2 separate regions of the Homo sapiens genome follow, and region 2 is linked to region 1. A link is a loop called in an ENCODE intact Hi-C map of the cell type or tissue named here. Cell type or tissue: sigmoid colon. All regions are shown on one strand. Each heading gives the region's core, and the rest is flanking DNA. Links, peaks and the distances in the headings are about the cores only. Region 1 has its middle 87 kb from the start of NAMA. Region 2 has its middle 190 kb from the start of NAMA.

What was found. A loop is a pair of places that touch in the nucleus more often than their neighbours do. Peaks named below come from ENCODE experiments on the same cell type or tissue, not always from the same donor. Only the 100,000 strongest peaks of a DNase experiment are listed, where the experiment ranks them.
Region 2: it touches region 1 in a loop (3-fold over the local background); 4 of 110 quality-filtered maps call a loop at or near these places.

Annotation. Positions count from the first base shown.
Region 1 is chr9:99,461,160-99,463,971 of GRCh38, reverse strand. No RefSeq gene overlaps it. Among named protein-coding and RNA genes, the nearest start is that of NAMA, 87 kb to the right of the region's middle. In sigmoid colon, for the core only: no CTCF peak of the experiment used is centred there; no DNase peak of the experiment used is centred there.
Region 2 is chr9:99,563,998-99,566,809 of GRCh38, reverse strand. No RefSeq gene overlaps it. Among named protein-coding and RNA genes, the nearest start is that of NAMA, 190 kb to the right of the region's middle. In sigmoid colon, for the core only: no CTCF peak of the experiment used is centred there; a DNase peak (open chromatin) is centred at 1,394.

The DNA of each region.
Region 1 (2,812 bases), core at 103-2,602:
CTCTGTCCTGGCCTCTTTGAATGCTATTTGTCCATTGTTATTCTGGAACTGAAACCCCAAATTATAGTCACACTATACTATGACTTGCAGTCCCATTTCATAGGTTGCATGATGAACTAATGGAAAGGCTGGAAAACATCATGGAGAAAGTCAGCAACACAGCCATGTCTTGGATGCTGGGTGTGTACTATGTGTATCATAGCAACAAGCAAAAGGGCAGAGATGACACTTTTAAGGTTTGTCACCCAAAAGGTTTTAAAGAGCAACTCACAACGGAATTGAAGTGAACTACAAGGTGTTTGAAGTCAACTGCCTTTGGCAATAGTTTTAATTACATATTGTTTCCCCTTTTTGCTAACATTATTCCTGGTCTTTTTAATCTATGGATGGGGGTTTCTGGGATAGCCAGCCTTTGACTTTATCTTCTCTTATTTGATATTTAATGCTTTATTTTAAAAAATGGTGTTTGCCCAATTCATTGAAGCTGGACAAGGGGGAGGACATATCTTAGATCAAATGTCTTTGGCTTCAAGACAGTGGAGGCACCCAGGTCCATCAGGAGCTGCTCTGGTTCTTGCAGACACGTGGTCTTTGTCGCAGAGTTCCCAGCTGAGATCACTGAGTGAGATTTCCAAGGAGGAACAGCTCCAATAGAGCAAAGGTCTTTTGGCCGCTTACTCTGGTTTCTCCAGCTAACACTCTTGCTGATTATCAGATGAAATGGATTGTCTTGTTGATTGGAGGTGGGGAATAAACTGTGAAAAACCTGCTATGCAAAGGAGGTTATGGCATTTAACATACTCCTTTCGGATAGGGCCTGAGATGTCCCTTTGCCTCTTCCCTAATGCTGGCAAGCATCATGAGGTCAATATAATTTGTCTTTCTCTGTATTTTTGCAGTGTTCCAGGAAGTCATGGCAATTGAGAAGGCGTAGGAGGAAGTAAGTACGGTGCTTAAGCATCCAAAACCTGGATCCACTTCTTGCTGGCCGTGTGACCCTGGGGTTTCTTATAGCCTATGTGGCTCAAATCCCTACACGGGGATTTTTAATAGTACCTATCTCCTGTAGGTAGGCTTTCCCCTAAAATTTGCAGTGAGTGGGGCAAGAGTCCAAATGGAGTACTATTACCAATAGTACTCTCTTACCCAAGCCCTATCTCTTATACTTTGAAGGGCCTAGCACATAGCTTCAAGCATGCACAGACGCACACACACACACACCCCTTTGCCTTCTGTAAGCAGCATCTCCTTAGAAATCCTGTGGCCCAGGATATACACACCAGCAGAGCAATGTATCTTGTGTGAACGATCTGTTTGGCCCTGGAAATAGATTTAAGAATGTTCAAGCTCTGAAGTCCACGATATTTGAGGGTCACAATTCCTTGGCTTATTGAATCCTTGGCTTTGTAGGCTCCTCAACCCATGAGAAGGAAGACAGAGCAGGCACAGAGTAGATCTATTAAAGTGTGAGGGCCAGAGCAAGGACTCCGATTTACCCAGCACTACTCATCATGTCATAATCAGTATCGAGATACTAATGCTTAGAATAATGCCTGGTCTACAGGAAGCATTCAGGAAGCATTAGCTGGTAGCAATATTATTATTTATCTCTTGAGTATCACAGAAACTGTTGGTGGTGGAGGAATGGAGCTCATGATTGATGTAGACCTTTACATCACAGAGAAGCAGATAGAAGAGGGATTAGAGAAAGGCCGATTGAAAAGATAATTTTCATCTCATCCATGGCCACAAATGTGAGTGTGCAAACCCACTTGAGAGCCCTGGGTCCATGACAAAAAAAAAAAAAAGAAATGATATGAGAATATAGGACAGAACATCTCATTGGAGTGCAAATAGCATGGCTCTGGCAAAAAGAAACTCAGAGTGGTAACTGGGTCGTTTCCTAACCTGAGTCTTAAGGGCAGGTCCTGGCTCTGTGGCTATATTAGTTTGTTTTCACATAGCTACAGAGAAATACCTGAGACTTGGTAATTTATAAAGAAAAGAGATTAATTGGGTCACGGTTCTGCAGGCTGTACAGGAAGCATAGCAACTTCTGCTTCTGGGGAGGCCTCAGGAAGCTTCCAATCACAACAGAAGGTGAAGGGGGAGCAAACAGTCTCATATGGCGGGAGCAGGAGCAAGAGAGAGTGAGTCGGGGAGGTGCTGCACACTTTTAAACAATCAGATCTTGCTATCATGAGAACACCACCAAGGGGACGGCGCTAAACTGTTCATGAGAAATCCACACCCATGATCCAATCACCTCCCACCAGGCTCCACCTCCAACATGAGGGATTACAATTTGACGTGAGATTTGGTGGGACACAGATCCAAACCGTATCAGTGGTAAACAGCTCTACAACTTTGAGTGAATCAGTTCACTTCTTTGAGCTTCAGTCTCTTCACCTACAAACTGGGGATGAGGATGCCTATTGTACCTACCTCACTGGGCAGTTGGGAGGATCAGCTGAGATGATGGAGTCTCATGGCACCCTCTGAACATGCTGAATTGTTCAGCATGAGGCTGCTGTTGTCTGCATCATTCTTGAAGGCCTTGGTCCTGATGCACTCATGATCCAGAGGAAGCAATAAGGAGAGCCTCTGGGATGTGAATCATCTGGTGGAAGAGGCTGGGGATGCTAGGTCTCTGTTGTGCCCTAGGGTGAGACTGCACATAGGTACAGTTCATGACAGTGGAGGATCAGAGGAGACTCTACAAGCTTGAAAGCTTCTTCCTGCCAGCAGAGCACCTCTCCAGGGCCCCAGGGTAGGAGAGGGGACAAGGGAGGCTTCACATCTAGTCCATGGC
Region 2 (2,812 bases), core at 107-2,606, 100 kb before region 1:
TTTGCTTCAATCTCCAGCCCCAACTCCTACCACTCTCCCTCTGCTCACCATCTTTCAGCCTCCTGGGACTTCTTTATGTTCTTCCAACTGCCAAGTTTATTTCTATCTTCTGAATCTTCTCTTTTCTTTGTCTAGAATGCTTAGTTCTTGGCACAGCCAATTTCCTTCTTGTCTCAGGCCTTGGTTCAAATGACACTTACCATGTAAGCTATCACCCCACTCAAGTCACTTTCTACCCCACAACCACTACTACCCTCTTTTGGTTTCTTTCTGTTACAATTACTTATCAGAAATAAGATATGTTGGTTTGTTTAACATCTTCTCCTCCCTCTAGATAAAAGCAGGTATTTCCTGCCTTGATTACTGTGGCACTTGCCACAGCAATCAAGAAAAGTACCTGGAAAAGTACCCAGCACCTAATAGTAACTGAATATATATGTGTAGAATGAATAAGTGTATGCTTTGGGAAAATTGCTTTGATGGCAATTTAGGAAACAGACTAGGAGAGAAGAATTCTATGCTTTCAAATGTTCTCTCTGACTAGAGTTGCAGTATAGATTGGCCTCTTGGAACACCAGACCTTGTAGGATGTTTGATGAGGTGAAGAATCCAGGATGAGCATAGCTGAGAAGTGACTTAGGAGATTTTTTTCACTGATACCAACAGGTGGGCTTCTTTTCCTGTGCTGATGCCAGAGTAGTTAAAATGTGGCCAAAATAGAGTTCTGTATTTGGATTGCTGACACTACAAGTGTGTGAAAGTGGAATTAGATACTTTTCCTGTGGTGGCTCCTGACCCTCAAATCATGGACAATCACAGAGGGGACAGTCATGTTCTGAGAGCACCATCTGGCAAGGAAGGAGTGAGGGGAATTAGCCAGTGTTGGGGTGGCTTTGCTTCCCTAGTCAGAGGTCCTTTTGGCTGGCCTAGTGGTGGATAATGTGGGGACAATTCTTTTCTTTCCATCTCTTCATTATTGCACAAAAGAGCACACAGATCTTCACAGAAAAGAGGTTAGCCAGGCTCCGTAACTCGAGGATTCTTCTTTCTCTCTTTATCCCAGAGCCCGAGTTCTCTTCCATGCTTTTCAAAGCATGGAAATAGAAAGGATGCTTAGAAAAGTAGATAAAAAGAAAACAGAATAGAAATCTCCTGCACCTGCCAACTTCTTCCCCTGAGTTCTATGTTATGCAGAATTTTTATTCAGTGAAAATATTTTTTTTTTCAGGACAAATAAACATCCACTCCAGTGGCAATTATCCCCTCTCCTTTTTTAGACTTTACGGAGTGATTTGAATTCTTAGGGTTTTCTTTCATTGTGCAGACTGAGAAATTGTAAACCTCACAATCGAGAGAGCTGCATGATCCGAACGAGTAGGCAAACCAGGCTCGGGGAGCTGGCACGGTCCCCACGGATCCACGTGGAAGCTGAGCCTTGCCAGTCTGCATGGACATTCCCCTCTCTAAAAGCCATAAGACATTCTGCTTGGAAGCACTACATAGTAGAAAAATGTGGATATAGAAGTCAGGAAACCTGGAATGTGGTTCTCACTAGCTAGGTGAACTTGGGCAATCTATTTAGGTTTTCTGAGCCAAGCTTTTTCTATCATAAAATGGGGGTAATAATACATCCCTCCCCTAAGTACAATGTTGTTTTGAGAATTAAGTGTACTTGTGAAAGTGCTTAGGAAACTGTGAAGACCTCTGGATATCTTAGTCACTATTTTTTAGTTTGTCAAATCAAACTCTTAATCTAGAATGGATAAATCTATTCACAGTGAATGTTCACTCATTAGACAGACTGATGGATAATGACTTGGGATTCTGGATTCAGACCAGGAGACAGAAATAAACCCACTCTTGATGATGTTTTAGAGCCTCTCTAATTTAATATGACTTAATCTGCACATTTATAGTATAGAACTTGAGTATTAGATAGGGCTAAAAATGTAGCTGTTGGGATTTAGTGAGAAAAGCTGGTTTTATCCACTCAACATTTACTCAATACGTTTTCTGGGTGCAGGTAGTGTTTATATCAGCACTTGGCACTTGTTAAGTACTCAGTAAATTCCTACTACTACTACTACTATTATTATTATTGCTATTTTCCATGCCTTGGGCTGGGCTTTGGGGTTGTAAATATGCAAACCATGGTCTCTCTCCTCTAGGAGCTCTGAGTCTAGTCAAGGAGGTAGATTTGTAAGCTGACAACAGAAAAATGAAACAAGTGGGGACAGTCAGAAACTGTCTTGAGTTAGCCTGTTTGAGTTTTACTCTGCTATTTATTAGCTAGGTGACTTAACCTTTCAAGCTTCATTTCCCTCATGTGTAAAATGGAAGAATAATTACATTGATTCTAAGGAATTACTTGATGAGTGAAATTAGATAATAATTCAGTCATTTATTTATCAAATACTCATTGAATGTTGTTGTTGGCAGACACAGATAATACATTTCCCAGAGATGTCCATGTCGTAATCCTCAGAATTTGTGGTGATGTTAGGTTACACGACAAAGGGGAATTAAGGTTGTTGATGGAATTAAGGCTGCTAATCAGCTGGCCTTAAAGTAGGGAGATTATCCTGGATTATCTGAGTGGGCCCAATGTCATCACAAAAGTCTTTAAAAGTGAAAGAGGGAAGCAGGAGAAGTCAGAGGTAGAGAGAGTTTTGAAGATGCTGTGCTGCTAGCGTTGAAGATGGAGAAACAATGCCATGAACCAAAGAATGCAGGCTGCCTCTAGAAGCTGCAAAAGGCAAGGAAACTTTCCCCTCCTGCAGCTTCCAGGAAAAATAATGAAGCCCCACCCGCA